2 separate regions of the Homo sapiens genome follow, and region 1 is linked to region 2. Evidence: chromatin contacts called from ENCODE Hi-C data. All regions are on one chromosome and are shown on one strand. Each heading gives the region's core, a stretch centred on a gene start or an enhancer-like site at or near the end of the contact. The rest is flanking DNA. Distances are from core to core; before and after follow the strand shown. Region 1 holds the start of LINC00566 (long intergenic non-protein coding RNA 566). Region 2 holds the start of C1QTNF9B (C1q and TNF related 9B).

Region 1 (7,535 bases), core at 4,079-6,578, 430 kb before region 2:
CTTGCGTTGACTTGGCCTCCCATGTGGAATACAGCATGAGTGTTGATGTCCTCATCTTGTCCCAGATTGTAATGGGTGCCTCAGGTGCTTTACCAAGCATGAAGTTTTCTCTGTTCCCACCTCTGGAGGAATTCTCATCCTGCATGGAGGTAGGATTTTAACAAGTGTTATCTTGGATGCATGTTAAGTTGAGCCTGTGGTTTCTTTTTAATAAAAAAAAAGACTGTCTGGAATACACTTTAAGTTCTGGGATACATGTGCAAAATATACAGGTTTGTTACATGGGTATACACGTGCCATGGTGGTTTGCTGCACCCATCAACCCGTCATCTACATTACGTATTTCTCCTAATGCTATCCCTCCCCTAGCCCCCCCACCCACCAACAGGCCCCGGTATGTAATGTTCCCCTCCCAGTGTCCATGTGTTCTCGTTGTTCAACTCCCACTTATGAGAGAGAACATGTGGTGTTTGGTTTTCTTTTCTTGTGTTAGTTTGCTCAGAATGATGGTTTCCAGCTTCATCCATGTCCCTGCAAAGGACATGAACTCATCCTTTTTTATGGCTGCATAGTATTCCTTGGTGTGTATGTGCCACATTTTCTTTATCCAGTCTATCATTAATGGGCATTTGGGTTGGTTCCAAGGCTTTGCTATTGTGAACAGTGCCGCAATAAACATACGTGTGCATGTGTCTTTATAGTAGAATGATTTAGGGTCCTTGGGATATCCAGTAATGGGAGTGCTGGGTCAAATGGTATTTCTGGTTCTAGATCCTTGGGGAATCGCCACACTATCTTCCATAATGGTTGAACTAGTTTAGACTCCCACCAACAATATAAAAGCATTCCTATTTCTCCACATCTTCTCCATCATCTGCTGTTTCCTGACTTTTTAATGTATAATGAATCATAACAAATGACATTAATAGATTTCAAATGTCATAAGTCCTTGAATTCCTAGAATAATCTTCCTCCAGTTTCCAGCTCCTCAAGGCTGGCTCTTGCTTCCCTTAGCCGGTGTTCCCTCCTTGGAGATGGCCTGGCTCCTGTGGATGCATGGACAGATGGATGGATGGAGGACCCCAGCAGCTCCCCAGCCGGCTGTCAGCTCGCTATGGAGGAGGGCTGGTGTCTGTATTTCCCACCTACAAGTTTGTACTTTTCTATCACATGCTTGCATCCATATTTTTTGTGCCTTAAAGATGACATAAATGGCAAAATGGTGTAAAGATTCTTGCAACTTGCTTTTTTTCACTCAACATCAAGTTTTTGAAATTTATCCATATTGATGGATATCAATTCAGTGTGTTTCTGTTAAGTAGAGTAGAATATTCTGTCATGCCAATGAGGCACAGATTAGTGATCCTTCCCCACTCAGGAACTTGCAAATGAGTTCTGCTTTCCCACCATACCACGAGCAGCCTTGCTTGTGTCTGCTGGTGCCGTGTGCAGGGGATCTTGGGCCAGGCCACTGCAGAAAGAACCCTGGCTTCTGGGAATGTGTGTTGTCAGCTTTCCACACCAGCTTTTAACAATGCCTGGCACTTTATAAATGTTCAATAAGTATTAAACATTAGTGCTATCATTGCCATTATTATTAAGTATTGCTGCTTTGCTGTCCAAAGTGGTTATACCAATTTATACGCCTTCCAGCAGCAGAGTTTCCATTTCCACAGATTCATGGCAACACTCATTAGTATCAAACTTCTTAATTTTTTACACTCTAATGGGTGAAAAATGGCATCTAGTTGTTTTAATTTGTGTTTCTCAGTGTTAGCAGTGAAGTTCAGCCACTTTTCACGTATTTATTGCCCATTGTTTTCTCCTGATATTTATTGTTTCTTATCATTTGCTCATTTTTCCATGGGGTCGCTTGCCTTTTTCTTACTGATTTTCAGAACTATTTATGTATCTGGATAGTGATACTTTATTGGTTATGTGGATTGCAAATATATCCTCTCAGACTGAGGCATGTACATTTTTTTGCTTTATTGATGGTGCCTTGTTCTGAACAGAATTTTAAATTTTAATGTGTCTGATACCTCAGACTGTTCCTCCTGTTTTGATATTAGTATAAACTCATGTTATCTTTTACAGCTTTGCATTCTCACATGTAGGTGTTGACCTACCTGTGACTTATTTTTTCTTGATGAATTTGTTTTCTGTTGCTCCAGCACCACGTGCCAAGTAGTGCACCCCTTCCCCATTGAGGGGTAATGCCCCCATCATATACCAAGTTCACATGTATTCATGGTTCTTTTTCTAGCTGTAGCCTCAGTTTCATTGTTTTATTTACCCATCCCTGAACCATATCACACTCTCTTAAGACTTGTAGCTCTATAAAACAAGTTGTGATATCTGTTATCTCTCTCGCCTTTATATTTAGGTATGTCTTGGCTATTTTTGGCTCATTGCTCTTGTATGTTAATTTTGTAAATCAGCATGAAAAACACATTTTGGGAAAAGATTTTGGAAATACATTTTATCTTTAGATCAATGTAATGATAGTTTTCATCATTATTGAGTCTCTCCATTCATGAATATGGCATATTTCTCCATTCACTTAGGTCTTCTTTCATGCCTTCCAAGAAAGTTTACCCATTTCCTCCTATTAGAAACATCTTGCACATTATTATTACATGTATCTCTAGGAACCTTGTGGGATTTTTCACTGTTAATGGAATCTTATATACTTATCTAATTTTTGCTAGTAATTTTTATGCTGAATTTATATCCTGCAATTCATTGAACTCCCTAGTTAATTCTAATAGCTGTCTCTAGATTATCTTGAATTTCCTCTTCAAAAATATTCTGCACATAATAATAGCTTAGTTTTTTTTACTTCTTAGACCCTATAACAGATTTCTTTTCTTCCCACAATGTGCTCCTAGGGTCTCTAGCACAATGAGGCATAAAAATAGAGCTGATTTTAGAGTAGCACTGAATTTTACAATGAAAGATAATACTTTCTATATGATTTAATCTTCTTTATCAGGATAAGGAAATTCTCTCGTATTCTTAGGTTAAGAGGTTGTTGTTCTCCTTAAATCATAAGTTAGTGTTTATCTTCTATAAGGTTTTAGTTCAGTAGTATTTTTTTACCTGCATTATTAGTTATTATTATTATTATTTTACACACTCAGTGCTCCTTCAGATTTACCTGTATTATCTTGCATTTTCTTTGCTCACCCGAGCTTCATGTATCTTATTCCATCTTCCCAGGTTCAATTTACTTTTGGTCAAAGTGTACCTCTTAGTGGGCTGTTGTGTGTAGGTCTTCAGTGGGACACTCTCTCAGGATGCTTTGGTTCTGAAAGTCTTCATTTCATCCATTCTGTCAGTTCTCTTTTCACTATATTGATTGTTTCCTTTGGTATGCTGAAGCGTTTTACTTTTATGTAATCCCATTTGTTTATTTTTGCTTTTGTTGCCTGTGCTTTAAGGTCTTATTCATAAAATCTTTTCCAAGACCAATGTCGTAAAGCATTTTCTCTGTGTTTTCTTCTAGTAGTTCTTATAGTTTCAGGTTTTATATTTAAGTCTTTGATCCATTTTGAGTTAACTTTCGCATAGGGTGAGAGATACTTGCAAACTATTCATCCAACAAGGGATTCATATCTAGAATATACAAGGAATTCAAACATCTCAACAGCAAAAAAAAAAAAAAAAAAAAAAAAAAAATTAAAAATGGGCAAATGATTCAAACAGATAGTTCTCAGAAGGACATGCAAATGACTAACAAATATATGGAAAAAGTTCAGTATCACTAATCATCAGATAAATGCAAATCAAAACCACAGTGAGGTATCATCTCACTTCAGTTAGAATGGCTATTGTCAAAAATACAAAAAAATAATAAATGCTGGTGAGAAGGTGGAGAAAAGGGAATTCTTACACACTATTGGTGGGAATGTAAACTAGTACAGCCACTATAGAAAACAGTATAGAGTTTCCTCAAAAAAACAAAAATGGAACTAGCATATGATCTAGCAGTCCCACTACTGGGTAAAGAGCCAAAGGAAAGAAAATTAGTACATCCAAGAGTTGTGCACACTCCCTGTCCATTGCAGCACTATTCACAATAGCCAAGCTATGGAGTCAACCCAAGTGTCCATCAACAGATGAATGGCTAAAGAAAACGTGATTTTATACACACACACACACACACACACACACACACATATTATGGAATATTATTCAGCAATAAAAAAGAATGAAGTCTTGTCCTCCACGAAAACATGGATGAGTCTGGAGGACATGGTGTTAAGTGAAATGAGCCAGGAACAGGAAGTTAAACATGTTCTCACTCATATGTAAAAGCTAAAATAGTTGATCTCACAGAAGTAAAGAGTAGAACCCAGGTTATTAGAGGGTGGAAAGGGAAGGGGGATATAGGGAGAGATTTGTTAAAGGACACAACATTACAGTTAGGAGGAATAAGTTCTAATGTTTTATAGCACTGTAGGATGATTATAGTCAAGCATGTATATTTTCAAATAGCTAAAAGAGGATATTGAATTCTCCCAACACAAAAAATGATCAATATTTCAGATGACAGATATGCTAATATCCTTGATCTGATGACTATACATTGTATGTATAGGAACATCACTGTGTATCCCATAAATATGTATGGTATTTGTGGAATTTTTAAAAATAAATAATTTTTTATAGTCAATGAAAAGAGTATATTCTTTTATTGGTTTTTGTTCATACATGTTAAGTTTCAACTTTCAATAATAAAATTCAATAAATTTGATTCCTTAATCATAAAAACTTGCTTTACACATTATTTACATGTTGTTAAAGTCCATACAAAACATCACAAGGATTTGATTGACTCTGTGCATGGCACCATCACAAAGAAGGAGGAGGGAGCTAATCCAGTAACATACATTCAAAGATTAAATTGTAGATATGCACAGTGTATTTGGCACTGTTCATTAATATTATAACACCTTCCTCTCAAAGACAGGCATTCTTAAGCGTTAGTCACAATATACCAGAATTTGCTATTCACATTAAAACCACCTTTTAAACTTTATAACAGTAATCAATTATTATTGTTTTAAGAAACAAAACACAATGAGAACTGGGAATGGAATTCAAATCCTCCAACTTCTTGCTATGCTCCAAGCTGCCATCCATAAAACAGGTTTAATTTGGTAACTTTTCCACTGAGGGGAGTGTCAACAAGAAACAACTTAAAGACAATATTTTCCAATACAAATAAAGACATACACTTTTGTTTAAAATGAACAGTTCTTCTTGGGAGTGCAAAGGGAGCCTTGATGACGTACAGCTTGTGATGATTTTGGCAGCAATTATAGAACAACCAATGCCATTCAAGTTATGGAGATTGTACTAGCAGGTGAACTCATAAAGAGAAGATTCTGGAATGCCTATATCTGAAATCAGAATCCTGGTAGTTTGTAGTTTGCCTCTTCCTAGAAGTTCAAGAGACTCAAGTCATAGGCTACAGATGTACTTTCAAGTATATACTTATAAATGGAAGGAGAAAATAAAAGCAAAAAAATGCAAATATTAAACCTTTAGTGGCTTGGACTATATTCCAGTAGGTAATTTATTCCACTAACTTCACTTTAACAAAGATTAAATCCCTTCATTTTAATCAGGTCCATTAAATTTCATTCATTAAAGCTATACATACTCCAGAATGTTTATAAGACATTTACACCGATCATGTTTACAAAAAGCATAAATTCAGTCTTAAGCTGCACTACAAATGCCTCAATATAACATAATCACAGTATAAGGAAACAAATCAGAAATTCTCTGATTAGATATGCTGTAGCTTTACAGAAAAATCTCAGTAATAAAACAAAAAGACTTACAATGTATAATAGGCTATGCAGTGCAAAGTAATGTCACTGGACCAAAATTTAGTTCAATCATTTTTATTTCAAGTGTATTTAAAAAATCATAAATGGGGTTTCATAATCTAAAGTTGAAACATTTATTCTTCATAGCTTCAGAATTTGACAAGCAATTGTAGACCATGCTTTCCAAATCCAGTCTTCTTTGCTATTTTTCAAACTTCCGAGATCTAGTATTAAACTCCTCCATTCTAAATGTACAGTTTTAGATAACTATTGTACACTTGTTGATAAGAGTTTTCTGAAAACAGTCTATCAAATATAAATAATGGTTTCTATCTAAGAATCAGCAGTGAGGAAAGAAATATTAAACACCAGTCAAGAAATCAATTATTCATTTTAAAAATAACAGAACCAGTGCTGCTCTCTGTCATAAAAGAGAACATGTAAAATTTATTTTTATAGGCTTTGGCAATATTTTATTCCCCACAGAGGCCTTCAATCCTACTTAAAGATATTTTACACACGGTAACCATCAGGTTTACTGAGTAAAAATCTCAGGTATTAACCATGCCCCTAAAATGTGCAGTTCCAAAGAGGAACAGGTTACTTTTGAGGAAAAAAAGTTGCCGTGGTAACTTCCCTCAAATGTTTATTTTAAATAAAAATAGTTGATGGGAATATTTTTTAAACCAAGTTTGGGTATAATATGGCATACTGCCCATCAAACAAAAAAGGAAATCAAAACTTTTTTTCCACTTATCATGAGTTTTTGACCTTTACTTTTAAGATTACAACTTATTGACCTTTTATGCTTGTTTGGTTTGTTTTCTGACTGCCTAATCCAATATTTATTTATTTATTTATTTATTTATTTTGAGAGGGAGTCTCATTCTGTCGCCCAGGCTGGAGTGCAGTGGCGCCATCTTGGCTCACTGCAAGCTCCGCCTCCTGGGTTCACGCCATTCTCCTGCCTAAGCCTCCCAAGTAGCTGGGACTACAGGCGCCCGCCACCAAGCCAGGCTAATTTTTTGAATTTTAAGTAGAGACCAGGTTTCACCGTGTTAGCCAGGATGGTCTCGATCTCCTGACCTCGTGATCCGCCTGCCTCGGCCTCCCAAGTGCTGGGATTACAGGCGTGAGCCACCGCGCCAGGCCGCATATTTAAATTTTTTAAAGTCTGCATTTCAATGTAGTAAGAGTTGTTTTTCAAATAATCTTCATAAGCCAGAATACAGACACCAGAGCAACACTCTCAAGTCACACTGTTTGACTATAATGAAGAGATGAAAATGGGCGGATATCTGAAGATAGGTATTCCCTCTGCTCTGAAGGTGAGCAAGCTTTTAACATGTGAGCAACACAGAACTCCTTTCCTCTGGAGCTCCTTTCAACTCAGAATGCTTCAGTTCAGTAAGTCAATATATTATTCTTAAAAATTAAAGTTTGGTCACTAAGAAGGACTGAACAAAATTTATTCCCCTCCCGCCAAACACAACCAGAACAGTTCTAATCAGGCCCTCTTCTCCCCACGAAAACAGGGAAGTAGCTGGGCTGAAGACTTTATTAAGTGTGACATTTCAGTTCCTAAAACATCACTGCTATATGCTCAAAGTTGTAGGTCTATGTATTTCCTTCTCCAACACGTCCCCATTTATGTTTATTTCCACACATACAAACGTGCACATGTGTGCACGC
Region 2 (7,369 bases), core at 4,421-6,920:
CGCGTTAGATGGAGTGTGTGATTGTGAGTGAGAGGGGAATGGGCACTGAATCCTTACCTACACAAATGCCTAAACTCGTAAGGCATTACGACACACACATCTGAAAATCTAAGTGATAGGAATTCTAATGGTCTGGGATCCAAATGAGACCCAGCCACTGTTAGCAGCCTTCAGTTTTGTCCTGTTGCCCATAATTACCCCAAGGTCAGGGAGAAGCACTGAAGCAAAGGCATGAACATCACTTTGAAAAAGAAACCTGCCTGGGGCACTCCTTCCTTCAGACTCCCCTTGAAAGTATTCCCTCATTTCATTCAAAAGGAGTTAACTTTTCTAAAGTAAGTGGTGCTGGTAGAAGATGCTACCTGATTTAAGTGTTGCCGTAATTCTTGAAGCTCTTCGAAGACATCTTGGCCTTCCTCTGTTCCCTCCCCTTCCTGCTATTTTGCAGACATATCCACTGGGGAATTGTATGGCAGGAAGGCTGATTTTATTTAGCTGGTCCTTGATTCTTGGTTTGCGCAGTATCTGGGTCCAGCCTGCAGCCCTCGGGTCCAGGTAAGTTCATTAGGAAAAGATTTATTTACATTCAATTTAAGGCATCTAGGTCCTAAAACAGCACTTATATTATCTGTGGGATAATCCTGCTTATTAATTTGCAGAATAGTCAGATGTCTATAGAGTTTTGGGTAGGAAAGGGGTAAGCCGCTTTCAAAATTTATTCTCGAGGAGGCTGAAGAGGAGACAAAGGCAGGTTTTGAAATTCTGCTAGAACACTACCACTGGCTAGGAGGAGAGAGAGAAACCATTAATAAGTCATGAGAATAATGGACCTTTTTAACAGAGCTTTCTAGAGAAGCTTATAGCTTATTTTGCACAAATTTTAATGTGTACTTTTTTTTTTGATCAGGTTCACGTATTCAACTTGTATACATTTTCATATTTATGGCTGTGCTAATTTACAGTGTAGGAGAAAACCATCAATATATGTTGAAGAAGAAATCTATGAAGTGCACAATAGAGAGAGTGCATGAAAGAGAATATATTCGATGAAGGCACCCTAGAGCTATTGGACTCTTAGATCGTCAGATCTGGGAGGGTGTTCATCCTTTCCAGTGCATGCAGGAGGAAGCTGAGGCTCTGAGGTTTGGAAACCCGGGAGATACCACTCAGCTGATTTCTAGCAGGTTTGTATTAAATCTTAGTTTTGGAGAGTTAAGAATCTTGAGGAGTGATAACCCTGGCCGTTGAATTAAGGACATGATGTTCTTGGAGAAAATTAATCAGGAAGGGCACTGGGTGAACATTTATCAAGAGATTCTTTAGCAAAGGACAAATATAGGTAAAGCATAGGGAAATGAGCCAGAAATAAATGAATTAAATAAGAACCTATTTTGGGGGGACTAAAAAACAATAACTTCAAAGTTATTTGCAGTATGTGTCCCTTTGCCCCGACCAAGCCAGTATGTCTGACTCATGCGATCACAGCATTCTGCAGAATGACCTCTAGTCTCTATACATTCATACGATATGAATGTATAGAGATCTTGTCTTGATCTGTCTAAGGCAGTGACTGTTGTTCCTTTTTACATATATTACTGGGAGGGTTTTATGCTCAGTGAGTCCCCAACAGCTGTCACTCTGGCTGACTACAGTAGTCTGCAAGCCTCCTCACTTCTGATGAGCAGCCACACCTTGGGCAGTGCACGCCTTGTATTAGTCAGGATGTGGGCTCAGCTGTGTGTCAAGACCCCAAATAACAGTGGCTTATGCAAGGTAGAAGTCTATTTCTGTTTCATGTGCTCATGTCAAAGATGTGCTGGCAGGACAGGTCTGGCCTGTGGAGTCATCTGAGGCCAGGGATTTTCTGTCCCCAAACTCTGTTGCCCTCCTTCAAGGAGTCCCACATGGTTCACCATGCCATGCTCACCCCCACACAGGAAGCGGGAAAGGGCACCCCCTTACCCTTTAAGGCCGGTCATTGCACACAATTACACGCCTCACTTTTTTTTTGCTCATTCCCATGGCCCGTAATTTAGTTTCACGGTCATATCCAGGCTGCAAGGGAGGCTAGGGAGTGCAGTCTATCGTGGGGGGCTAGGAGCCCAGCCAAAATTTCTATTACTCTGGATGAAGGTGAGAAGGGGTATTGGAGATAACTAGTAACTCCACAAAAGCACTGACAAGGATCAGAGTTGATACCCAGTCACCTTCCCAAGTGATGGTCCACACACATTTGGAACCAGGATAGTATTTCTTGCATGCCTGCATTGATTCATTCAACAAATACTTGACTGAAAATAAGGCACTGAAAATAAGGAAGTAGAAAAATGCAGTCACCATCTTCATAAAGCTCTAACCCAGGTTGGTGCCTACTAAGTGATCACTAGTCTAGGTGTGGTGTACAGAGTAAGTGGGGACTGGGGAGGACAGTAATTCAGATGAGAGAGAGAGTGGGTGATTGCAGGGAAAGATGGGAGACAGAAGAGGCTCCTAGCTCTTTCCAGAAGGCACTCCTGGAAAAAGACCAGACCCAGAATTAAAAAAGTCGAGAGTGTAACTGTAGTTGAACTAATGAAACTGAGAGTCCAACCCATAACTTTGTGAGAGGCACAAATGTAATTTTTTATTTTTCAAAATAACATTAATATAATTTCTTCTATATTCCTTGTGCAAACCCTCAATGTTCTACATTAAAGAAGAGGCTAAATAGGAGGTATAAACTTTCTAAATTTTCTTATGAATAAATAGTGCTGAGCTGGGTGGTGGCCATGTCTCTAATCCTAGCTATTCAGGAGGCTGAGGCAGGAGGACCACTTAAGCCTAGGAGTTCGAGTCTGGCCTGGGCAACATCATGAGACTATATCTCTATAAACAAACAAACAAGCAAACAAATAGAACAGAAATAGTGCCACAACTTACTTTGCTGCGTATTTGGGAGAACGCATATTAGTTAATCAAAATCATTTGCTGAAGGTTGTCTACATGCTGTATAAACAAGCTAGATAGACTCTACCTACATCAAGTATGCAAAGCTAGTGAAAGAATTACAGAAGAGTAACCATTTGCTTCCAGGCTGGCGGCTTCTTCCCTGGAGAGCAAGTTGGAGTTTATCCTAACCTGACACCTTTATGATCTTCTGATCATTTTATTCCTGGAATAGTTGTACTCCACATTTTGAAAGGCTAAAATGAAAATTATAGAACCCTCAACAAAGTTTGGTTGATGGAATTTCGATTTGACTGTTTCCAGCCACTTCTGAGTTTAACAAAGGAGGCTCATGTATATTCTTCATGGAATTTGGCTCCAAGAAAACTCAACTCAATTTCCTGGAATGGAGCGGATTTGTGACTTCAAAGAGAAACATCTGCATTTCCTTTTCTAAAAATACTCCATTTGCATTAGACTGCACCCTGTGACATTTCCACCAGATGGCAATACAGTCTTTGGATGACAGAGAGTCTTGCTGGTTTTCAAAATCTAGAAATATTTGTGTAGGCACTATAAAAAAGCATTTTTTAAATGAAAAGCTCCCATAACTGCCCCGCATTCTAAAGCAACCATCTTTATTTGCACATACTCACTTTGAGTTTTTGTCAATATTCATACAGTCGTTAAGTACATTTATAATGTGCATGGCATTTTAGTCTGCTATCAAAATTCAGCACAACATATATCATTCACATATTTCTACATGACCTTCATGATTATTGCAGCAGTTACATACTATTACACATAGTAAACCTTTCCCCTATTGTTACATAGTATGTAGTATGCACTTTTTCACCTGTTATAGATAATGCTGCAGGTAATGGCACACAATTGGCACACAGTTTTGGAACATTAGGAAGAACTTTAGGGATAGGAATACAGGGTGAAAGACATAGATGTCTTTTGCTCTTTAACTTTTCCAGAAAGATGTGCAGATTTACGTGGCTATCAGCACTGTGAGAGGATCTGGGTTCTGACCAGTTGCACTAGGCCCACGTTTTTGTTTTACTTTAATTTTTTAAATCCTAAAAGTCAGGTGCAGGGGCTTTAGCCTGTAATACTAGCACTTTGGGAGACTGAGGTGGGAGCTCAGGAATTCAAGACCAGCCTGGGCAACAGAGTTAGACCCAGTCTCAAAAAAAAAAAAAAAAAAAAAGAAAGCGAGAAAGAAAACGAAAGGGAGGGAGGGAGGGAAGGAAGGAAGGAAAAAAGAAGAAAAGAAGAGAAGAGAAATTAGGGCCAGTGGCATTGGGTCATGCCTGTAATCCCAGCACTTTGGGAGGCCAAGACGGGCAGATCACCTGAGGTCAGGAGTTTGAGACCAGCCTGGCCAACATGGTGAAACCCCGTCTCTACTAAAAATACAAAAATTAGCCGGGCGTGGTGATGGCGCCTGTAATCCCAGCTACTCGAGAAGCTGAATTGCTTGAACCTGGGAGGCGGAGTTTGCAGTGAGCAGAGATGGCACTCCAGCCTGGGTCACAAGAGTGAAACTACATCTCAAAAAAAAAAAAAAAAAAAATTAGCCGGGTGTGGTGGTGCATGCCTGTAGTCCCAGCTGCTTGGGAGGTTGAGGCAGGAGGATCACTTGAGCTGGGAGGTTGAGACTACAGTGAGCTGTGATTGCATGACTGTACTTCAGCCTTGGTGATGGAGCAAGACCTTGTCTCCAAAAATTATATATATATCCTAAGACATCTCCCATGATGATACATTAATTTCATTCAACAAGTATTTGTTCAATCTGCTGTTCCAAGTTTAATATTGAGTACTGGGAAGGCAATAATGAGGAAATACAGTCAGGCGGGGAGTCAGATTCTTCATCCTACAATTATGTAAACAAGTGTCAAGCCCCTGCCATGACAAGCGCCATGTGGGAGAGTAACAGGGTGCTCCACAGCCCTGAGTGGGAGCGTTGCTGAGTCAGGAGGCCCAGCCATCCACGTTTCATCTTCCTTCCAGGCCTTGCGTTTGCTGCTCCGTTTGGAGCACTGCCCAAGCGTTGTCTTAGCTCCTGCTGCGGGGGAAACTGCATGGATAACCTGGGGTGGGGGCAGTGTCTACAGAGGAAAGGACTTGAAAATGCACTTCTCCCGAACTAGGTGATGTTTTCTGTGTGTGTGGCCCTTCTTCACAGTGGCCTCCTAGAAAAACAAGACCCTGACTCAAAGAATACCTCTCATTACAGTAAGACTGTTTGGAATGCTTTACTTTTTTAAAAATTTAATTTAATTGTTTAATGTGGTAAAAAAAATATATAACATAAAACTAACCAGCTTAACCATCTTAAGGGCACAGTTCAGTGGCATTAAGTACATTCTCTTTGTTGTGCAACCATCACCACCACCCATCTCCAGAACTCTTTTAAAATCTTCCCAAACTCTGTACCCATCAAACAACTCCCATTTCCTTCTCTCTTCACCTCTGGCAACCATCATCCTACTTTTTCTTTATATGAGTTTGACGGCTCTAGGAACCTCTTATAACTGAAGTTATCCAGGTCTGTCTGTTTGTGACTAGCTAGTTTCACTTAGCATAATGTTCTCGAGGTCCATTCATGTAACACATGTCAGAATTTCTTTTCTTTCTAAGGCTGAAGAATATTCCATTGTATGGACCTACCACATTGCATGTATCTGTTTATCCACTGAGGGACCCTTGGGTTGCTATGGAAAATAATGCAACTACGAACATGGACATCTGTTCTAGTCCTTGCTTTCAATTATTTTGTGTAGATGCACAGCAGTGGAATTGCTGGATCAGATGGTAATGCTATGTTTGCTTCACTATTTGTCATGTGCCTTTATGCATATTGTGATAAAATTTGATTTTTACAATAGTCCTGTGAGATAAGTAAGCATTGGTCTGTGGTTAAGAGAAGTGATTTCTTCAAAGTGAAATGATGAACGGAAGAGTATCCTGACCTTAAACTTGGCTTTTTTTTATTGCCCGTTCAGCTTGAAGAGTGGTTCCAATCACAAGTGTTACCTTCCAAGGACAATGTCATCCTGGTAATAACCAGCTTGCTCCCCTGCCCTGAGTCTTCTGCCAAGTCTGTCCAGGTGTGGGTCTGGGGCAGGGGACAGCTCATCCATTTCCCACTGCACAGAACGGAGGCTGTGTCCAGGGCCCCAGCAACAAAGGTTTCTCCTCTGGGTTTCTGTTTCCCTCTTTCAGTTCAGTCTGTCATCTGAACCATGAGGATCTGGTGGCTTCTGCTTGCCATTGAAATCTGCACAGGGAACATAAACTCACAGGACACCTGCAGGCAAGGGCACCCTGGAATCCCTGGGAACCCCGGTCACAATGGTCTGCCTGGAAGAGATGGACGAGACGGAGCGAAGGGTGACAAAGGCGATGCAGGTACTCACCTGACGGCTTCGGCTGCCTTTGAGCTTCTCTCTTCATTACTTTCATCTCATTCACTCATCATCTGTGTGGTTTTCCACCTACCCACTCACAACCCATCCATCCATCCACCCAGCAACATTCACTGGAGCCTGACCCCATTCATCCATCCACCCATCTGCCCAGCAACACTCACGGGGTCTGCTCCATGCCAGACTCTGTGCCAGGTGCTGGTGGAGAGCACAGGGCCAGATCGCCATGACCCCTGCCCTCCTGGGTTCTCTCATCTCTGACACCGCAGGACATTTTCAGTAGTATACAATGTCATGGATCCTCCCACCTCAGGTGACAGGTATGTTGGATTTTTGGCAACACGAGGCCAATAGAGAGATCTGATCATGAATTATTTGGCAGCAAGCACCCAGCTGCAGTGCAGGTGAGAGCTAATACCATATCATGTCATGAAGCAGGAGATGCGGAGTGACAGATGACACATACAGCTGCTGCTTATGAATCTATGACCTAGGCAGGGTCTGGGGATCTGGGGACAGAATCCATCCTCTGGGAGGGAGATTTGCCAAAGCCTGGAAGTCTGAGTGCTTTCCATAACAACAACCAATAGACTTGGTTTCTGAATGGGGTACCATTCTTGAGGCCTGGTCTTGACCATAGGGTCACATATCTAAGACTTATGCAGAATGATTCACTGGGTTAAGAGCACAGTTCAGTGGCATTAGAAAGAAAATATCAAAACTTCTATGGACCTTTTTACAAATAAGTTTGTGTTTCTAACATGTCTCACTTTATGGCATTTGGTGGCCTGATAGTTTTTTGAATGGGCTGGATGAAGCCAAGGGTCACCAGGAAGCAACTTTATTTCTTTCTAACCGGCACATCTGCTCTGTGAGGTGTCTTCTCCTGGCTCCTCACATCTCCAGCTCATTGAGACTGTTCCAGTCCCCCGGTAGCAAATAGCCCAGTCCAAATGAATACTAAAACCTTACCCTTAATGAAATCAGGTCTTCTGCCCTCA

What was found. Hi-C counts contacts between places; a loop is a spot of excess contacts on that map. Pooled maps may share reads with other maps.
Region 1: a loop to region 2 is called in a map of heart left ventricle, with 8 times the contacts of the local background. The contact joins the promoter of LINC00566 here to the promoter of C1QTNF9B in region 2. A Hi-C loop is called at or near these places in 15 of 168 maps with a recorded cell type or tissue (GM11168, GM13977, GM18951 and 9 more), 3 of 37 single-sample maps with no recorded cell type and 16 of 50 pooled maps.

Annotation. Positions count from the first base shown.
Region 1 is chr13:24,329,243-24,336,777 of GRCh38, reverse strand. It overlaps LINC00566 (long intergenic non-protein coding RNA 566), which reads right to left and starts at 5,328. Exons shown (of 2, transcript NR_131903.1): 1 at 5,242-5,328; 2 at 1-139. It also overlaps the pseudogene NUS1P3.
Region 2 is chr13:23,895,803-23,903,171 of GRCh38, reverse strand. It overlaps C1QTNF9B (C1q and TNF related 9B), which reads left to right and starts at 5,670. Exons shown (of 5, transcript NM_001007537.3): 1 at 5,670-5,754; 2 at 5,946-6,050; 3 at 6,166-6,351. The coding sequence starts at 6,186.